4 separate regions of the Mus musculus genome follow, and regions 1, 2 and 4 are each linked to region 3. The links are chromatin loops, found by intact Hi-C in ENCODE. Cell type or tissue: heart. All regions are shown on one strand. Links, peaks and the distances in the headings refer to the core of each region. The heading gives the core; the rest is flanking DNA. Region 1 overlaps Plxna4 (plexin A4). Region 2 overlaps Plxna4 (plexin A4). Region 3 holds the start of Plxna4 (plexin A4). Region 4 overlaps Plxna4 (plexin A4).

Region 1 (4,467 bases), core at 840-3,339, 110 kb after region 3:
AGAAAGATAAAGACGAGCCAGGGGTGTCGCTGAATGCCATGCCACTGCCTCCCGATTCTAAGGCACTTAGCTCTGTCTAAGCATCTGCTTGGGTCTGTATCTGCAGCTGGCCATGCATCTGAACTGTTTATAGTCAAACCTGGGTGTTGTGGAAATCGTGTGACAGCTGGAAAATCTCAACTTTGTTTGTGGCTACACCTCAGGTTTGAGACAAATTGATTACATACATGTTCCAACTTTCTCCTCTTGTATGATAAAGCCATCGATTGTTATTTGTTTAGCTTGTGTGTGCACACGTGTGTAGGTGTGTGTGTGTGTGTGTGTGTGTGTGTGTGTGTGTGTGTGTCAAGGCCTGTGGAGGATGTCAGTTGTCTTGCTCCCTACTTTATTCCTTTGAGACAGGGTCTTTTACTGGTGTTCACTGGCCTTCTGGTCAAGCTAACTGGCACGTGAGCCCACAGATCATATTGGAGCTACAGAGGTTCATAGTCCATGCCCAGTTTTTTAACATGGCTGCTGGGAATCTGAACCCACGTCCTCCTGCTTGCATGCCATGCACTCTTCACTACTCCCCAGACCCTGTAGACTGTTTGTTTGCTTTTTATACAGCAGGAGAAAATATAAAAGAGGATAGCAAATATCTCTGACTTTCTTTGTATGGTATAGCTCTAAGGAGCAACTTCAACCTTCAGGGATATGAACAGCCGTGTGAATTGGGGTGAGGTAGGACAGCAGAGTGTAGGAAATCCTCAGAGGTCAGCATAACCAGGGGACAATCAGAAGCTCCAAATAGATGCCTTAGCCAGCCCTTATGGGGCTGGGTGGGAGTGGGAGTGGTGTGTGTGTGTGTGTGTGTGTATCCTAGGGAAGAAGAGGCCATGTGACTCAGCTGAGCAGCCCTCTGGGTCCCTGTGGCAGGGAGGCATTGTTCCTGGAACCAATGACCTGGGAGAAGGAGACAGGCAGAGCTCAGGAAGCTGAGACTCTGGACTCCCTCCTCCACTTCCCATAGCCCGGAAACAAGGCCCTAGATTTATAAGTTTATGCTTAATTAAGAGAACAGAAAAAAAAATATCATTTTGACTTTTAAGAATAAATGTAGAACAATCCAGACTAATTTTAATTCTCCCTCTAAAGCGTCAAGACCCCAGGTGGTGTGACCTTGACACAGTACTGGCCTTTTCCTCTGTGCCTTACCCTGTGCCTTACCCTGTGGGACCTTCTGCTGGCTAACTGTCTGCACTATCGTTCATCCTGGCTCTGTATCTTACCACCTTTCTTTGAAGCTTTGAACTCTTCACCTGCAAAAGTGCTGTCCACCCTACTCTCTTGCCTGTGACACTCTCCTCTCTTTTGTAACATCGCTCACATTGCCCCCCGGCAGAAGGACTTAGACCTTGGTGATCACCCCAACTTCTCAGTGTGTTTTGATTTCTCTGACAGCCCCTCAATTATGTGTCCTGGGTGATTCCCAGGAATGGCATTGATCAAACCGAAGGCCTTTGTTCTTGGGAATTGATTTCCTCTAATGTGACTGAAACTGACATGGGGTGGCCCTGGTGTGTTGAGATGTGAGCCTGGCCTTTCTTAGGTGACAACATCTATTTCTCATCACTTCCCATCCCCTTTAATAGCATAATATGCATTGCACTTTAGGGTGGGACCTACCTCCTAGAAATAGCTGCTTATTTTGTCCTTTTTTGCAAGTGTCAAGTCCATTCTCTTGAGTGACTTTCATGCCATCCTCCCTCCATCAGAAAGGTTTGTGGTTGCAGAGGTTGGAGCCAAGAAACCTTACTCCAGCTGAAGAACTGTCCTGGCACCATGACCCAGTGGTTGGAACCCTCGTAAATGTTTTACTCCAGGATCTGCAAACCGAAAGCCTCACTGTGACACATACTAAGAAACCTTGGGGGAACTGGTCAGCAAGTCACCAGCAGGGCAAGCCAGAAAGGGAAGCTTATCTCAGTGGAAGAACTTGAAAGTTTGCAGTTGTGACAAGTTTCCATTCTTTTCTGTAAAGGACAAGGGAGATTGTCCTCTTTGTTGGGCTTATATTATTGGCAGGAGGCAGAGCAATGGGCTCCAGCCACTTCTGCCTTCTGCCCACTGTTGTATCTATAAATACTCCACCACATAATATCCTGATGGGGTAGGGAGGGACTTGCTGGGACATGGGCCATATCTCTACAGTGAGAATGCTTGGCACTGCTTGTTCTTCATCCAGATCTTAGCAGTTCTGATCATCTGTGGACTTGCTGTGAGCCTTCAGCTTCATTGCCCAGGTCTGGGAGACCCTGGGAAGTTCAGGGTGTCCATGTCTCAGCTCCTTCAGCCTGCCACCTGCTGGCCACACTCTGGCCACTGCTCCTCATGGGCTTAGTGTCCCTCTAAGGGGAACTTTTTGCCTGCCACCTATGTTGTAGGGGCCAGTAGTGTCTGTCACTTCTCAGCTTGTCCAAGTGATGTTTCCCTGAGCACTCTGAGGCCCTGAGGCTGCTCTGCAAGATGAGATCATTGGTGCTAAATTTATCTCTGCTGACAGCCCGGAACTGGGTTCCAGGGCCCCTGCCTGGCTTGGGAGGTAGTCAGCCAGGAGGGGGATGGGTAGGTCTGCGGAATGATCTGCCCTAGCTTTTGCTGTGATCACTGTTGTCTGGTGAGAGGAGCTTTCTTTCTTCCTTAGACAATTCTTCCCGCTGTCTTTTGATCCTACGGGGTTCTCTGTATCAAGCGTTTGCTTTTCTACTCATAGCAGATCTTGGCAGCTTACAGGGTCAGTCTGAAGCTTAGGTAAGATGATACAGAAGATATTGAAAACAAAACAACACCACCACCACAATAAAACAAAAACAAGGGCAGGTTTGAGGAACCCTTTAGAGATGGGTATTTCATGTTTGGAACAATTGACCAGGATAAACATTAAAACTAACAAGCAAGAGTCAGTGAGGAAAATATTTCTGAGCAAGGCAAGATCTGGCTTTGTGCTTACAAAGACCTTTCTGTAGTCCAAGAAAAAGAAATGAAAATATGGAAAAAATTTGTTAAAAGCAAGTATGAGGGAAGGGAAGGGAATCTTAGGGGTGTGTGTGGGGGGGGAAGAGAAATGCCAGGTTGACTCCGACTGACCTCTTGGGAGATAGCAGAGGGGCTTAAAGCTAACAACTTCCTTGAGTTTCCTACTAAGCACAGGTGCTGAGAAACCCATGCCCACACACGTGGCTTTGATGCTTGGCTTATCAGACAAGGTTCGAAATGCTGCAGGTATGTCCTGCTGGGTGGTTTAAGATGGCACAGTATGTTTAAGAGTCTGGAAAATAAACAAGCAAGCAAATAACAAGGTAGGGAGTGCTGTACAAGGTGAGCCAGCACACATACGTCCTGCTTTGCTCTCCTTTGAATGCAGTCACTGGGAGCCTAACGCAGGAAGGGTAATCGGGTGGGTGACTGGGATCAGAGGGTGAGAGTTCTGCTCCCCCTGCCCCTCCCTCCATTTTGGCAAATACTTTAGAGTTCCAGGAGTTAGTAACAAGAGCTGGTGGGTCCTTGAACAAACCAGACCCCCAAGAACTCAAAGGGAAGATAGAGCTCTGCTCCCTGCCAGGGGGCTGAATGAGAGCTAACTTCTAGGTCATCCCTAGGGGTTCCAACAGAGGCAGAAGAGCTTTTCTGCTGGAAATCTCAAGTCAGTAGCCCCTTCAGGGGAGCCCAAGGACAAGGAGAGGGTGGGACCTGCCTCACCATGGACCAGCAATATGCTAGGTTCCTACTGCTGTGAATACATTTCAGGGGCTTGCTGAGTTAAGGCCAATGCTATTGTCTTACTGCCTAGAGGTCAGAATGCCACACAGGTGTCACTGGGCTAAAACTAAGGTGCTAGCAGGGCTTCCTTTCTACCTAGAGGCTCTTGAGGGCAATCTGTTTCCTGGCCTGCAACTGCTGGTAGAGGCCCTCACATTCCTTGGCCAGTGCTGTCCTGCTCCATCCCTAAAGCCAACAGCATTGCGCCTCTCCTACTTTCTTCCATTGCCTTGGCTCCCTGTGACCATAGCCAGGAAAAGGCCTTTGATTTTATGCCCTGATGTGATCTAAGCATGCCTATCATGTAGGGTGCTCTCTCTCTACCTCAAGGTCCTTAACCTTGTCACCTTCTAAGTCCCCTTTGATATGTCAGGTGGCATACAGTCTGTGCAGATCAGAGAGACTGAGGGGTTCTAGATTCTTCCCACCACAAGCAGAGGGTCCTATACAACTCCTGAAGAATTGCCAATGAGACTGTGAGGTTGGACATCTCAGGGGATGGACTTGAGAGACAGAGAGATAGTGGGCTAAGTTTTTACAGAGCCTGAGGATCCTGCCAAATTTTCTGTAGTTCCCAAGTATAGTACTTGAGGTTCTCTGATAGAAGCTAGATGAGAGAGAGTTCCCCCAACTTGTTGAGCCACGCAAGCCACCCTAGTTGAATCA
Region 2 (4,467 bases), core at 754-3,253, 130 kb after region 3:
CTTCCAATTGCAGTATTGGTGACTTCTATAGTATACAGCATACAATATATGGTGAGGTTATAATAAACACATGGAGCTCAGTTGGCCACTGGATAAGCGAGTATCTGCTGTCCACACCAGGGAGCCAAGACTGGGGTTCTGTTCAGCACGTGGAAAAACCCTAATTCTATTTCCAAAGTAACCATGAACTCAGATGCAGATTCTGCTTACAGCAGACAGCATTGCCGGAGAGCAGTGAAAGTCAAGCCTAGCCTCAGCCTAACCTCAAGGATGAACTTCAAGCACCGTGGTAGGCACAAGACGGACTAGGAAGCTGGAGTTCCTGTACCTTGCAGGCTTTTTCCTTTTTCTTTTCAGGATATGAGTGAGACTCCTTCAGAGGCCTCGTCTCTTCCATATCACTAGATTTGCTAATGCAGTTCCTGAGTAAAAGGAGCTAAGGTAGGGCCTGAGTGGTCAGCATTCTAGCAAGCTCCTGGGGGTTACTGCTGGTCCAGGGACCATGTGTGGGACTCCTCCTGGACCACACTGTTCGTCCTAGCTTAGGCTTCCTGTCACCTTGTGTTTCCAGTCTCTCTGAACCTCCTGCTCTACAGTTCTGATATGAATGCTTTCCTTACATCCTTTGCTGAAATTTCTTTATCTTATACCTTCTTTGCATCTGCATCTGTGGATGAGAAGTTGTTTCTTTAGCCCATTACCCATCATTCTCCTTTTCAGTCTTCCTCATCATTTCTGAGCTCCTAGCTAAGCAGAAAAGGATAAGGCGATACCCAGCTCCCTAACTGGTGTTTGTGGTGACCCTAATTAGGAAAAAGGCAGATGCAAAAGCAGAATCATTCCCACTGCCCACCTCATCTTTGGAAGCCCCACGTGTCTCTATCCCAATATGTATCCATTCCCTAGTCCCAATTCCCTAATCACTTTGCCAGAGTAAATAATTGCTGGTGTGTGGTGACCCAAGGTCATCACCAATGGAGGAATGTAATTAGGACCTTCATTTCCGACCATCTTGGGAGCCTCCTTGCAGCTGATACTTGTTTCTCTGACCCTTGCATCGATGCTCATGTCTCCTGGCCCCTTCCCCTTCCCAGCCGAGAAAACTTGGACTGGAATAGAGTTGCTCATAGGCAGATAGCAGGTCTGCCTTTCTTTGCTTCTTTCTCTATGGGCATGATTGGTAGGACTCCATGGAGCTAGAACCTTGGCCCTCACCTGGCATGCAGTGCTCTGTGCATGTGGCTGTTCTCCAGGAACCATTTCAGGGAGGATCTGAGATTAGAAACTATCTCTACTGTGCCTTTTTAAGCATTTCCCTCTCTCCCTCCAACCCACCGTGGCTACCATTGGATTTTTCCTGTGTCAGAATATTTCACTTCCTTTCCTTCTTGCTTATATGTGCTTGGTAGAGGTGGGCATGTTTGAAGCTCCCTGTGTGGGAAAGGCCTGAAAAAACTTGAAAAGCATCGTAGAGGACGGGACACAAATGCAGGAGGCAGGTGGTTGGCCTTTCATTCCTTGCTCTTCCATCTCGCCATGCTGGTCTGATTCTTCTTGCTCAATGCACAGTGCCAGAATGCCTTGCTGTGGAAGATGATGACAGATAAACATTTTCGAGTTCTTTTGGAAATGGTCCCGTGGTCAGAGCAGGGGAGGAAAAGCATCTTCTTGCCTTCGTTCTGACTCCCATGGAGAAGCCAGATCCGAACTAAAAATAGAACAGAGAAAAGGCTGAGACCCTCTTGAGTGTCCTCCCAGTGTTCCCTTCTGGAATGGGAGGGGCTTGGTGGGGAAGGAAGTGTGATGTCATGCTTCGGTTTCTGATGCTCTGAGTTTCCTTTTAGGAAGAATGTGCACACGGAGGATAAAGGAAACAGCAGTTTGTTAATTTACGGAAGAGGGAGATCATTGGCTCTATCTCCAGGAAAGTACTTCCAACCAATAAACACACAACTTGTACAGCTCTGCCTCTGCGGTGTCTGACATGCCCAGTCTGTTCCAGGCTGCCGATGCAGTGTCAGAGCCTGGTTATGCTCGGTCACGTGAAGTCTCACTGGGCCCACAGACCAGCCACTTGCCTTCTTCTCCTAGACAGACTCTCCAAGGCAGAGACATTTTGTCACCTGCCCAGTCCACCAGGCACATCAAAGCACAGACATCAATTAAAAAAAAAAAAAAGCACATCTCCCCACCCCCACTCCCTTGTCATAAGAAAACAATGTAAGAAGCTCTAAAGATTCCACGTGGGAATAGACTTTTCTGTTTTTAAATACGCATTTTTTTTCTGTGTGTTCTTTAGCTCCTGGATTTTTCTGGGGACTGCATTCATCATCCCCGTCATCGTCTGGCTCCCAAATGCCTTCTGCGTTGCTCAGCACATGGGTTCTTGTTGGTGAAAGTGCTGATGGATACCACCATAGCTGTCCATGGTAATACAGGGAACACAGGAGTGTAGGGGGTGGGAGAGAGAGAGAGAGAGAGAGAGAGAGAGAGAGAGAGAGAGAGAGAATGAATACATATGCATACAGGTGGAGAATCCAGCTAGCCCAGAGTCATTCCCCAGCCAAGGATACCTGAGGCCTCAGCTGTAGAGAGTGAGCCTGACTTGGAGAGAGCAGGGCTGGCCAGATCTAGTCTCTCCATTTCCTTTGAGACATGGTCTCCTGTGGGGTGGAAGAACCCATCTCAGGTTTTAAATGTGTACGGTAGCAAGTAGGATCTTCGAACTCATACATTCCATACCTCACAGGCTAAGATATAAAGGCAAGGTGACCTAAAAGTGTCGGTATTCTTTCTGGAGGTTTCTAAACCTTGAGTGATTGGGTGAGTTTGAAACAATTAACCTCTGCTGGTATCCTGAGTGGTGAAAACAGAGACATAGCAACTGCTCTATATAGCTGAGCCTCTGGGCCACTAACTTGCCCAGAGCACTCCAGGTCAATGTAGAATACAGATCTTACTCAAGGATATGCAAAAACTAGTCTCGAATTCCTAAGAAAGAGCTAATGAGACCCACCACGGGCAGGGGGAGCTTTTGAGGGATGGTAAGGCTTTGATTCTATAGCAGGTTGAGAAGATTCTTTTGCTTCGAGAATGCTGGAGTGTTCACCTGATTCAGGCATGGTAGGGTTCTGGTCTTGGTGCCCCACCCCTATCCCAGTTTTATTTGAACTGAATGACTGGAGATGGGGAGGAAAAGGAGACAAAGGAAATGAGAGTCATTGCTGCTGCCGAGGCAGTAATGGAATTAACGGACCCTTTGAGCTCCCCATTAACAACAGAACTCATGTTTCAGAATCATTTATGGTCTAGGCTTTCTGATGCAGCCTGAGATAACATCTGCCTCTGTGGGAAGACTTGTCTGCAGGTGGGAACATTCTCCATCCTTTGGGAACCATGTGGTATGGATTCCTAGAAAACAAGGAGAGACTGGGGCTTTGTTGTTGTCTCTCAGTTTTAGGAAGACAAACACTAAGTAATGACAGCAAGGAACAGAAAAGGCCACATAGTTCCAGAGCTACATTCCAGCCCCATACCTTTAACAACTTCCTGTGTAAGCCTGAATGCACTCAGCTTCTGTGGATAGTTTGCTGATCTGTATGTAGAGGGACCCAAATGACAGTCATCATCTTCCTGGATGGGAGAAAAATCTGAGAGATAACAAGCAGGAGTTGGTACCCAAGAGGAATGGAGAGGATGGTGTCTTATTAGAGGCAACAGCATTGTCAGAAAACTTTGCTCTGTGTCCAAGCCCTGGAGGAACTGCACCCGTGGTTCTGGATGAAGACCTTACAGAGCTTGGTAGATGTAGGCGGCTGTATGTGACAGGCAAGCCCAGTGCCCCTTCACTCCTTGGTGGGGCCAGGTTTCATCCCCTCATTTCCTTGGAGTACAGTGTCCCTGAAATGATCATCTAAGGTAGGAGGTTTTGAGCCATTGGTCTCTCCTTGCTTCTGAACCCTTTGAATGGTGGCACTTGCTTTGCTGTACTGACTTGAGTTTAGATCCTCTTAGTTAGAGTAGTCTAGCTGCACTGTCCCACATCATTAGAAACCATGCTATTATCAGCTTACTAAGAACCCAAGTCCCAAACCACATGGATTAAGAGACCAGAAAGCTAGAAAACTATAGAAAGGGACACCAGTTAATGGCACAGCAGGAATGAGGAAAGACGTGGGCATCAACTCCAGACTCAAAGATAAGGCCAAGGTTGTACCTGATGCAGGGATTATCAATGTAGTAAGCAGGCTAACTTTGACTTTGTTGCAAAAATGGTATTCAAAGTCTGATCGTTGATGATAAGTCAAGGGCTTGCTGCCCGTATAATTGAATCCAGCGTAAATTACTAACCTAAATATCTATTAATTGTTTATGTCCTCAGTACCTTACTCAGGACCCATGGAAGATTTATAAAAAAAATAGAGGCACAATCTCTACTTTTGATGAGTTCATCAGTTAGCTATGGAG
Region 3 (4,467 bases), core at 1,141-3,640:
TTGCAGCAAGTGTAGAAGAAGCGTGACCTGGACCACTACACAGAGCTGCCTTTTCCAGGCTACTAATTCATGGGAAGAGCCAGGGAAGCTAAGGGCTTGCCTCCCTGTATTGTACCCCTGGAGAAACAGATACTTTCCTGAGACAGGGAATGCAGACTCCTTTCATACACACTGCATTAGAGTTTCAAATCAGGCTCATAGGGCTTGTATTTCTTGTGAATGCCACTGCAATGAGAAGGTATAAATGTGGCGGGCACGCAAGGGAAGGCCACTGAAGCGCACACCTGTGCGAATGATAGTGGTGGTCAATAGTAAAGTCAAGGAGTAAGACAGTCGACCTTACCCATCCCCCCGCCCCCATCCTAGAGTTGAGGAAACCTTCAATAGGCCATCAAGTCTCTTGCTGTGGCTAGTTTGACCCTTTCTGCCATTCTTACAATGGTGGGAAGCTGTAACTGTTTCCAGCCTGCCTTCCCCCTGTGGTATTCAATAGAAGTCAAGAAAGGCAAAGGCAGCGTGAGGGAAGGCCCTATTAAGAAGAGGAGGACAGGCAGGGGCTGCACCTGTCCTTTGTTGGTCCAGCTTTCTGCACATTCTTTCCCTGTCACTGGCCTCTGTCATTACTCTTCAGGTACCACACAATGCTGACTCCTCTGAATGAAAACAAATGATTGCACACACTAGGCAGGAGATAAAGAACAATAAGCACATTTTGTTTGCTACCTCTAGAAAAAAAAAAGTCTGACTTCTGGTCCATCCATCAGGACACACACACACACACACACACACACACACACACACACACGCACTACAAGGGGCAGAAAAGACATCTAGGCAGGGTGACAAAGACTTGCTTGGATGATTGGCTGAGAAGGGCTTAGAGTAAGTTCTTACTTCCTCTCCCTTTGAGCATTTTCACATAAGTCCCCTACAGCCAACTGACAATCGGATCTCCTGTATCCTTTAGTGAAGTGCATTATTTAAGCAGCCTGGTGGGTTTTCTGTGGGGCTTTTAGGCTGTCACTTCTGGGGTGAGCCTGTTATGAAGGTGTCATGTGCCAATTTCAGGAGACTCTTCTGAGTGAGTTTAGGCCCTGGTGAGGCAAGCCTTACTAAGACCTGTGGGGACAGCTTCCTTTGATTTTGCATGAGTGTCTCTGAGGCGTCATGTCAGACAGACACTTGGCCCCGGGGCTCCCTTAGTTCTGGAAGGAGGATGTCAAAGCAGCAGCAACATGGAGTTATTGTTCTGTGTTTCTCTGGGCTTGTGAAACTAACTTGATATTGTGTGCTTATCTTGGGTCTGGGATCCAGCGTTTCAGAGAAGAGAGGAGCCAGATCAATGTATTACAGGGAGCTAATAAGATAACCCTTGCTGTCTTCTGGGCCATGCGATGCTCAGCAGACAACCAGAGCCTAACAGGGCTCCATGCTGTCTCCTGGAACACCCTGTAACTAGAGAAATGTCTGGCTGGCTGGCTTCTTCATGCTTACACTTGATTCATTGTGTCCTTCTGGTGGGAGCACTTTCAACAAGGTCCTGGGTGGTAAGTCCAACCCGACCCAAGTGTGCTACCTGCCCGGAAGCTTGTCCAACTTGTCACCTCGAAAGTCTACCGAGGGTATAACTTTGATGTTTGTGAAAACATTACCCCTATAAGAAGGGGAAGGAATTTATACCACTGTCAACCTTTTCCTAGTAAGCAGATTCTGAGAGGTTTTGGTGGGAGGGACAGTTATGCGCAGGAAGTGACTGAGGTTGAAGAAAGTGTCATGGGAGAGTGGGTCAGGAACCCCAAACCATAAGCTCCTGGAGAGGTCTTTCTTTGATGAATGGCTAGTCTTACTGAACTTGGCTGACAGAGCCATTTCCTTGAACTTAGCATGCAGAGTTGGGTAGACAAATAGGTGGGCATCCTTTTGAAAATTGTTTTATTTTTATTTATTTATTTTGGTCGTTGGGCTCATTAACTGGAGGGGGTCTTTGTAGAGATATTCTAGATAGTGCAGCCTCACCTATTTCCCTGCCTGCCAGATGCTCTCTCAATTTAAGCAACCTCTGGATTTCTTCCTTTGGGCTTCTGAAACTATTCTGATGTTGGCAATGTCTGGGTTATGTTTAGGACATGGCCCAGGACCTAGGGCTTCAGAGACAGTGAAGCAAGGTCAGCCTCTGGACAGATCAGGTTACCTAACAAGCTCTGTGGCATTGGCCATTCATTTCTGTCCTAGGACTAGAAGAAACCTTGGGTTTGGGCATCCTCTAGTGCTCTGTGTAGGATTACCTTGGTTGGTGGGGCTGGACAGGGATTCTAGGTTAGGAATGGATGTATGTTTGGCTGGTGTCTGTTAGGAACACCCAGAAGTGCCTCTGACCGCCTGCACCACATGCCTGCTTGGGAGTATGCCCCGATCCAAGTGCACTTGGTGGCACCATATATGCACCACTCTGCCCTGTGTCTCCACCGCCAGGGTGACTCGAGGAAGCCAAGAAGACCCAGGGGGTGTCTGCAAACGTCCACACTGGGGAAGAGCAGGCGGGCCAGTGGCGGCAGCGTGCGGGGAAGCGCCCCCTGCCCCCTCTGCCGGCCGCTCTACCTTGGTCTAGATGTCAGTCGCGAGCTCCGAGCCAGCTAGCGAGCCAGAGAGGGAGCGGCGGCGGCGGCGGCAGCGGCGGCGGCGGCGGCGGGCCGCGGGCGGCGGGGAGGGGAGGAGGCGAGGAGAGGGAGGGAGGAAGGGAAGCAGGGAGGGCGGGAGGGAGGAGAGGAGGACCCAGAGAGCGCCAGGCAGCTGGAGTTTTTGCAGCGCTTGGCCGGGCTTCAATGCACAGCAGCAGCGAGCCGCGGCGGCAGCAGGCAGCCCGGGAGCTCCGGCGGCGGCCGAGCCAGCGGCGGCCCCGCTCCCTGCCCCCTGCAAACTTTGCGAGCAGCCCGCCCGGGGGGCCGGGGACGCGCCTGGGAGGCTCGGCTTGGACTACGGCCGCGCTCTTGGCCGCCGCAGCGCTAGCCGCCGCCGTCGCTGCTACCACCGCAGCTCCGCGCCTCCCCGGGGAGCTGCCGGCGGCTTCCGAGGCCCCCCAGCCCCGGCCCCTGGGCACTGCCCGGCTAGTCCCCGGCCAGGGTTGGGGGCGACAGCGGCGCAGCCAGCCCCGGGCTGCCAGGGGGTGGCCGTCACTGCCCAGGGAGGCGCGCAGAGGATCGGAGAGCGCTCCCCGGCGGGTCCCCAACGTACTCGCCGCCGCGCCCGGGCAGCGGCCCGACCCGGCTAGCATGGGCGGCGCGGAGTGACGCCGCCGTGCCCGCTTGGCATCAAGGACATTCAGCCCGCGGGGGTGGGGACGAAGGGGGGCAGCCCCGCGTCGCCGCCGCAGCCCCTGAGAGCCACCGCTGTCGCTGCTTGGGCTCCGGGGCTGGATGGAAGCTAGGGGTGCTTGGAATTGATCTTCATTTCCTGACCTTTTTGTTGGACATTACGCCCACCTTGGACGCTGCAAGAGGAGCTGTCAAGCCCGGCAGGCTCTGATTTGGCCCCCTCCGTTTTTCTCTGCTGCTCGTGGCTTCCCCGTGCCTCGGTGGAGTATTTGCGTTCGGGGCTGGGGCTGGAGGAGGCAGCCACACGCGCGCACACGCACACGTTCAGAGGAGGGCGAGAGGCAGCGGTACAGGCACCATCTGCAGTGTCAATGCGGCGCTGGGGCTGAAGGAGGGAAACGCCGCGCTTCCAGGTAAGGAGCCGCCGGCCGGGCACAGGGCCAGCTGGGCAGAGCGGGCGGAGGTGGCGAGTCCGGTCCCGGAGTCCTCGCCTGCTCTGAGGCAGCCCACTACACACACACACGCACACACACACACACACACACACACACACACACACACACGCAAAACACAAATCGCGTGCGCGCACACACACATACTCACACACAGGCACACACTGCGCTCACGCACCTGCCCACGTCCCACCTGGACACCCGCGTAGGTGCATCGCAGCCGGAGCAGGGATTTCCCGTGTTCTTCTCCTCTCCGGACCTAGACTTCTCTTCCCCAGGACTTTCAGGGTGGGATTCAGTAAATGACTGACTCTCCTATCCAGCCTGGTAGGATGAGGGAACGATTTTGCTGTTTCTAGCTCCTTTCATTTCCTAACTGGTTTTTATAAGACAGGAGAAGTCATGGGAGGTCTTATGAGACCCGCCCAGTGCAATTGTGCCCCTTAGCTTTTTGGACACCCGGAGATTTTTTGCTTTTAAATAGGAGAAAGGCAGAGAGATATTTAAAGGGCAGAGAACTGGAGATCTTGGTGATCCGGTGCCTGGGAGGAGGCCACATAGGCAACTGGGGCTGCAGTTCTGTAGGGCGGCGCATATGGAACAGACTCTGCGATTCCCCAGTAAAGGCAGCACACACGCCTTTCCGAAGCGTGGCACTGCTTCCCCGGAATGCGCCGGGATTTCAGTCAGGGAGGGGCTTTAAC
Region 4 (4,467 bases), core at 1,271-3,770, 69 kb after region 3:
TACTGTACTAATACATGATCAGGGCATCTTAGATTCTTCCTGGGGTCAGAGAAGGCTTCAATTGAGACGTGAATGAAACCATGAACAGGTAGAAACCTTGGAAGGTTTGTGGGGGTACAGCCTGAACTTAGGGGAGCTGCATGTGGTTATGAAAGACTGTATACTCATGCTTACCCCCAAATCTTACTTGGGATATTTATCACCATGTGAATGGTCAGGGGACACATTCTCTTAGGCTTGTTACTTAATCTCATAAAAGAAGAGTCTGGTAGAGATATGTAGCAGTAGACATTTTAGATTTCTCTCTTTTTTACTTAGAATTTGCCCTGGTTAGTTTTGTCAACTTGACATGAGCTGCATTCATTTGGGAAGAGGGATAACAATGCCTCCACCACACTGGCCTTTGGGCTAGCTTATAGGGTGTTTTACTGGTTAAAGATTGATATGGGAGTGCCCACTGTGTATAGTGCCACCCCTGAGCTGGTGATCCTGGGTTCTAAAAGAAAGTAGGCTGAACAAGCTATGCCTTCACAAACCAGTAAGCAGCACTCTTCCTTTGTGTCAGTTTCTGCTTCTAGGTTCCTGGTCTATTAGAGTTCCTGTCCTGATTTCTTTCTGTGATAGACTGAGATGTGGAGACATAAACTGAAATAATGTCCCACCCCCAACTTGCATGCGGTCATGGTATTTCATCACAGTAATAGAAAACAAGATTCTTTCATTAATGACTCCAGAAAATGAAACCTGAACTAGCTTATGGAAAGGGGAAAGCTTTTGGCTCATGCGCATGGGTAGGACAGGCACCCAGATGGTGTCATGCACACCACCTAGATATCTATACTTCCTGAGCTGGGACCTGGGCAACTCTGCTTACTTCTGTTCTCTAATGGCGTCATTCTTTGATTATCTTCTTCATACCTACCCCGTTGGGTTACAAGATAGCCCCAGCAATCCATAGTCCACATTGAATGGTAGCTCAACAGGGTCATGGCGAACAATGAAATCAAAGCTAGGTAATGTACGTGAAGACAACTTGTAAATTCTGAAGGAATTTTGTGAGCTAATTGCTATTTTAAACTGCTCTATAATAACTTTCTTCCTGGCACTCAGGAATCTGAGAGGATGGTAGCACTTCATGAAAATTAGTTTGAGCTCTTCAAAACTTGCTATATAAAACAAAGGCAGTCCCAACTGCTTTAATCAAAATGATGATAAGCTTCTAAAAATGAGTTCCATCTCCCCTGAGACCACTCAGAGCTAAGGGGATGATTTCACAAAGAGGAGATAGTAGTGTGTTTGGGTTTGATTTGGACTGTGGGGTGACCTGTCCTCAGTCCCCTCACCCACCCTGCCCGGTTCAGGAGACTCTTCAGAATCTTCTGAAATGATTTGATTTTGTAAGTGGAAGAATCAAGGTTGGTACTTTTTAATTTTAAGATTATTTTAAAATCAGCTAAATGTCTTTTTGAATGAGAGTAATTAGAAGTATCAGACAGTCCTTTCTAGACCTTTTTTTTTTCCTTTTTTTTTGACTAGGAATACCAATAGGGCATTCTTGGACTAAAGACACCATTTACATGGTTAATATCTTAGGAGAGACACTCTCACCCTTTGGAAGACCCAGTTTTTCAGTCTTGTGAGATCAGAATAACCTTAGGTGACCCTAAGAGGTGGCTGTTGGCTCTGCCCATCTGTGGGTTCTGAGATGTGGTGGGAAGATTGGCATTGGCCAGGCCCACAGTGGTGTCTTTAGTGAGTTCAGCTGGTGCCCACATGCTTATCCATACCATGTCCACTTCTCTTTCTCTGTTTCTTGTTTTCTAATCAATCATTTTCCTGGGAGAGAGAGAGAGAGAGAGAGAGATAGAGAGAGAGAGACAGAGAGAGACAGAGAGAGAGAGAGACAGAGACAGAGACAGAGACAGAGAGAGAGAGAGAGAGAGAAACACACGCTCTTCATTCCCAGCATGCATTATTGTTTCTTGTGAGTTCTGCTCCCCTCCAGGAACAGTAATTTCACCATCCCAAGATAGAAGTGATAAGTATTTGAGATGCATAAATGTATCTTTTTTGGTGCCTAATAGAAGATGGTGAATGAGCTCTGGACCCTTCCAGCCCAGTATAGTCATGACTACAGTCCTCCTTGTCTGACCTGGCACTGATTGGAGAGCTGTGGATTGGCTGTGGGTCTGCAAGTGTGTACAGTAAGATGGGCCAAGTGGTTGGCACGTGGCATGCTCTGATACAGGCTCTGCTGGAAGTCCTCTCCCAAAGGGCTGGTGGCTGTGCCCCAACCTGCCTGTGCCTGTCTGTAGTGAGCATACCAGCCCCTCTGGAATTTGGCTCTTGGCAGAGCTGCAGTGAGAGCCCTGTTAGCCAGCAGAGCATATGGTGCCCGAATAGCTGTCACTTTCAAAGGCTGGGGAACAGATGTTGGAACAGGTTTCGATAAAGTCAGAAGAGGCCAAACGTGATAGGAAGAGCACTGAATGGGGAATCAGTGGTCTGAGCTCCCTCATCACCATCTTTAATTTATATTTCATTGATGGATGGATGGATGGATGGATGGATGGATGGATGGATTGTGTGTGTACATGTGGGGGTGCACATATATGTGCCAGAGTTAAGAACTTCAGTTCTTAACTCTCCTCCATGAAGATGAGGGCGTGGAGGGGCCTCTCTGGGAAACTTCTCTGTGTTTTAATTAAGTTTTTACTCTTTCCTCAGCTCTGGGCATTTTAGTCATGACTTCTCAGTAATTCTCTCTTCTGCCACATCTTCTTCCTGATTCGTGAGCGGTGTTTTCCAAACCTTATCTCCCTCATCCCCACTCTGGTTGGATACTTCCATTGTGGACACTCTCCCAAGAAGGTGCTTTTCTCCTAGCTTGGCATATCCTCTGCAAGTTCATGGTGTGGCTCAAATTCTACTCCCCAACAAGGTTTCTGATAGATAGCCTGCTCCTTGTTTCCTCTTCTCAAGTAAGAACTCCCAAAGTGTGCTGTCATATGTCACAGAACTTCATACTTCACCTTATGCAATAAGTCAGGCTCTACTGCCTTTTACATGACTTGACACGAAACTGACAACAGCCTGACACAGAAGTCCTACAATAGCTTGCCTGTGTTGTACAGGCTCTGAGTGTACTTTTGAACTATGTGGGTAAATATGAAGGCCCTCAGATTACAGGGCTGCTGTTAGGGTGGGGTTTCCTTCTGCAAGGGTCTTCTTCCTCTAATGTCATGCTGAGGTGCTCTTTCACAGAACTTTGGCTGATAATGTAAAGTCTTTATTGTTGTATTTTTTCCCTCTTTTCTGGGTGTTCAGCTAATCTGTGCTTTCTTCATGCTGGGGTGATTTCTATTATTTTAACAAGTTCTCTCATCTTATAACCCCATTGTTTTAAGACCTTGGGAGAATGAGAAATCCCACAGAGCAGAGATGCCCCTAAATAAGGCATTGGCTATCCCATCCCTTATTTCATCCAATCTGGAAGAAATGGGATTGCTGAAAGCTCATGCAGAAAGTACAATGAATAGAAGTAAAGGGAACTGCTAGGATGGATGGCAATTTTGTCCCTAGAGATGATTTGTTTGTTTGTTCGTTTGTTTATTTATTTTTAGATGGTTTCTGAATTACTTTTTCTCTTGTTTTGAAGAAAATTGTAGGAGGCAGAGGAGTCCACATTATAGGAGACAGAGGAGTCCTTAGCATTGGGGGCAGCCAAGATCTATCTCATTAAAATGATAGGAGAGCTCAGAGCTGGGTCATGTACCCAGGGGCGCGGGGCTGGTGACCTCTGCAGCTGGGAGGGCTAGGGGATATGGGCTTTTAATTTAACCTCACTGTACCTTCTTGTAGAGGAGGCAGGAAGGACAAAGAGGGTCTGGGACAGCAGTTGCAATGGGTGGCCCACAGAAGGGGGTCAGCCTTGGCAATTCTGTGTGCATAACAAGAAGTACAGCCCAGCTCTTGAGTGAGAGGCTGGGATCAAATGAGATGGTTAAAGACCGACTATCGACTACTTTGGCCACTCTGCCCAGTTTTGGTGGTAAAGTCCCATAAGCTGACATTCCTTAGGTGTAAAATTTTATACATTTATACAAATGTATAAAATGATCACATGCTTCTGTTGTTAGTAGTTACAGTTCTGGCCGGTAACAGTATGTGCAAATTAGGTATTTTGAGCAGAAGGTAATAAGAGTCTTCTTAAAAGACTGCTTTCTTCAGGGGGTAGAGCTGTATTTTTTCAGTTAATAACAATGAGATCGCTGTTACTATCTCTTAGGCCTAAGGGAGTGGGCAGGAGTTGGTCCAGAGACTGTGGAGACAGAGAACCAAGAAAGACCCCAGTACAGATGGCTCCTCCCTCTAGCTTTCTGTGAGTGCTGCTCACCTGGATCACTAACTAGGGACCAATAGCAGAGAACACTAATGCAGGGACCATGGGTGTCAAGTCTGTGGGTA

What was found. Peaks named below come from ENCODE experiments on the same cell type or tissue, not always from the same donor. Only the 100,000 strongest peaks of a DNase experiment are listed, where the experiment ranks them.
Region 1: a loop joins it to region 3, with 5 times the contacts of the local background. A loop is called at or near these places in 14 of 42 quality-filtered maps.
Region 2: a loop joins it to region 3, with 3 times the contacts of the local background. A loop is called at or near these places in 13 of 42 quality-filtered maps.
Region 4: a loop joins it to region 3, with 2.8 times the contacts of the local background. A loop is called at or near these places in 5 of 42 quality-filtered maps.

What each region holds. Positions count from the first base shown.
Region 1 is chr6:32,477,383-32,481,849 of GRCm38, reverse strand. The region is part of intron 3 of Plxna4 (plexin A4); the gene reads left to right. Among named protein-coding and RNA genes, the nearest start is that of Plxna4os1, 32 kb to the left of the region's middle. In heart, for the core only: a CTCF peak has its summit at 2,348 (motif pointing left); DNase peaks (open chromatin) are centred at 899 and 2,479; H3K4me3 peaks cover 448 bases; H3K27ac peaks cover 2,500 bases.
Region 2 is chr6:32,458,030-32,462,496 of GRCm38, reverse strand. All of the region lies in intron 3 of Plxna4 (plexin A4), which reads left to right. Among named protein-coding and RNA genes, the nearest start is that of Plxna4os1, 51 kb to the left of the region's middle. In heart, for the core only: no CTCF peak of the experiment used is centred there; a DNase peak (open chromatin) is centred at 1,896; H3K27ac peaks cover 1,829 bases.
Region 3 is chr6:32,586,561-32,591,027 of GRCm38, reverse strand. It overlaps Plxna4 (plexin A4), which reads left to right and starts at 2,836. Exons shown (of 32, transcript NM_175750.3): 1 at 2,836-3,724. In heart, for the core only: a CTCF peak has its summit at 2,532; a DNase peak (open chromatin) is centred at 2,737; H3K4me3 peaks cover 1,427 bases; H3K27ac peaks cover 1,342 bases.
Region 4 is chr6:32,518,142-32,522,608 of GRCm38, reverse strand. The region is part of intron 1 of Plxna4 (plexin A4); the gene reads left to right. Among named protein-coding and RNA genes, the nearest start is that of Plxna4os1, 9.2 kb to the right of the region's middle. In heart, for the core only: no CTCF peak of the experiment used is centred there; a DNase peak (open chromatin) is centred at 2,268.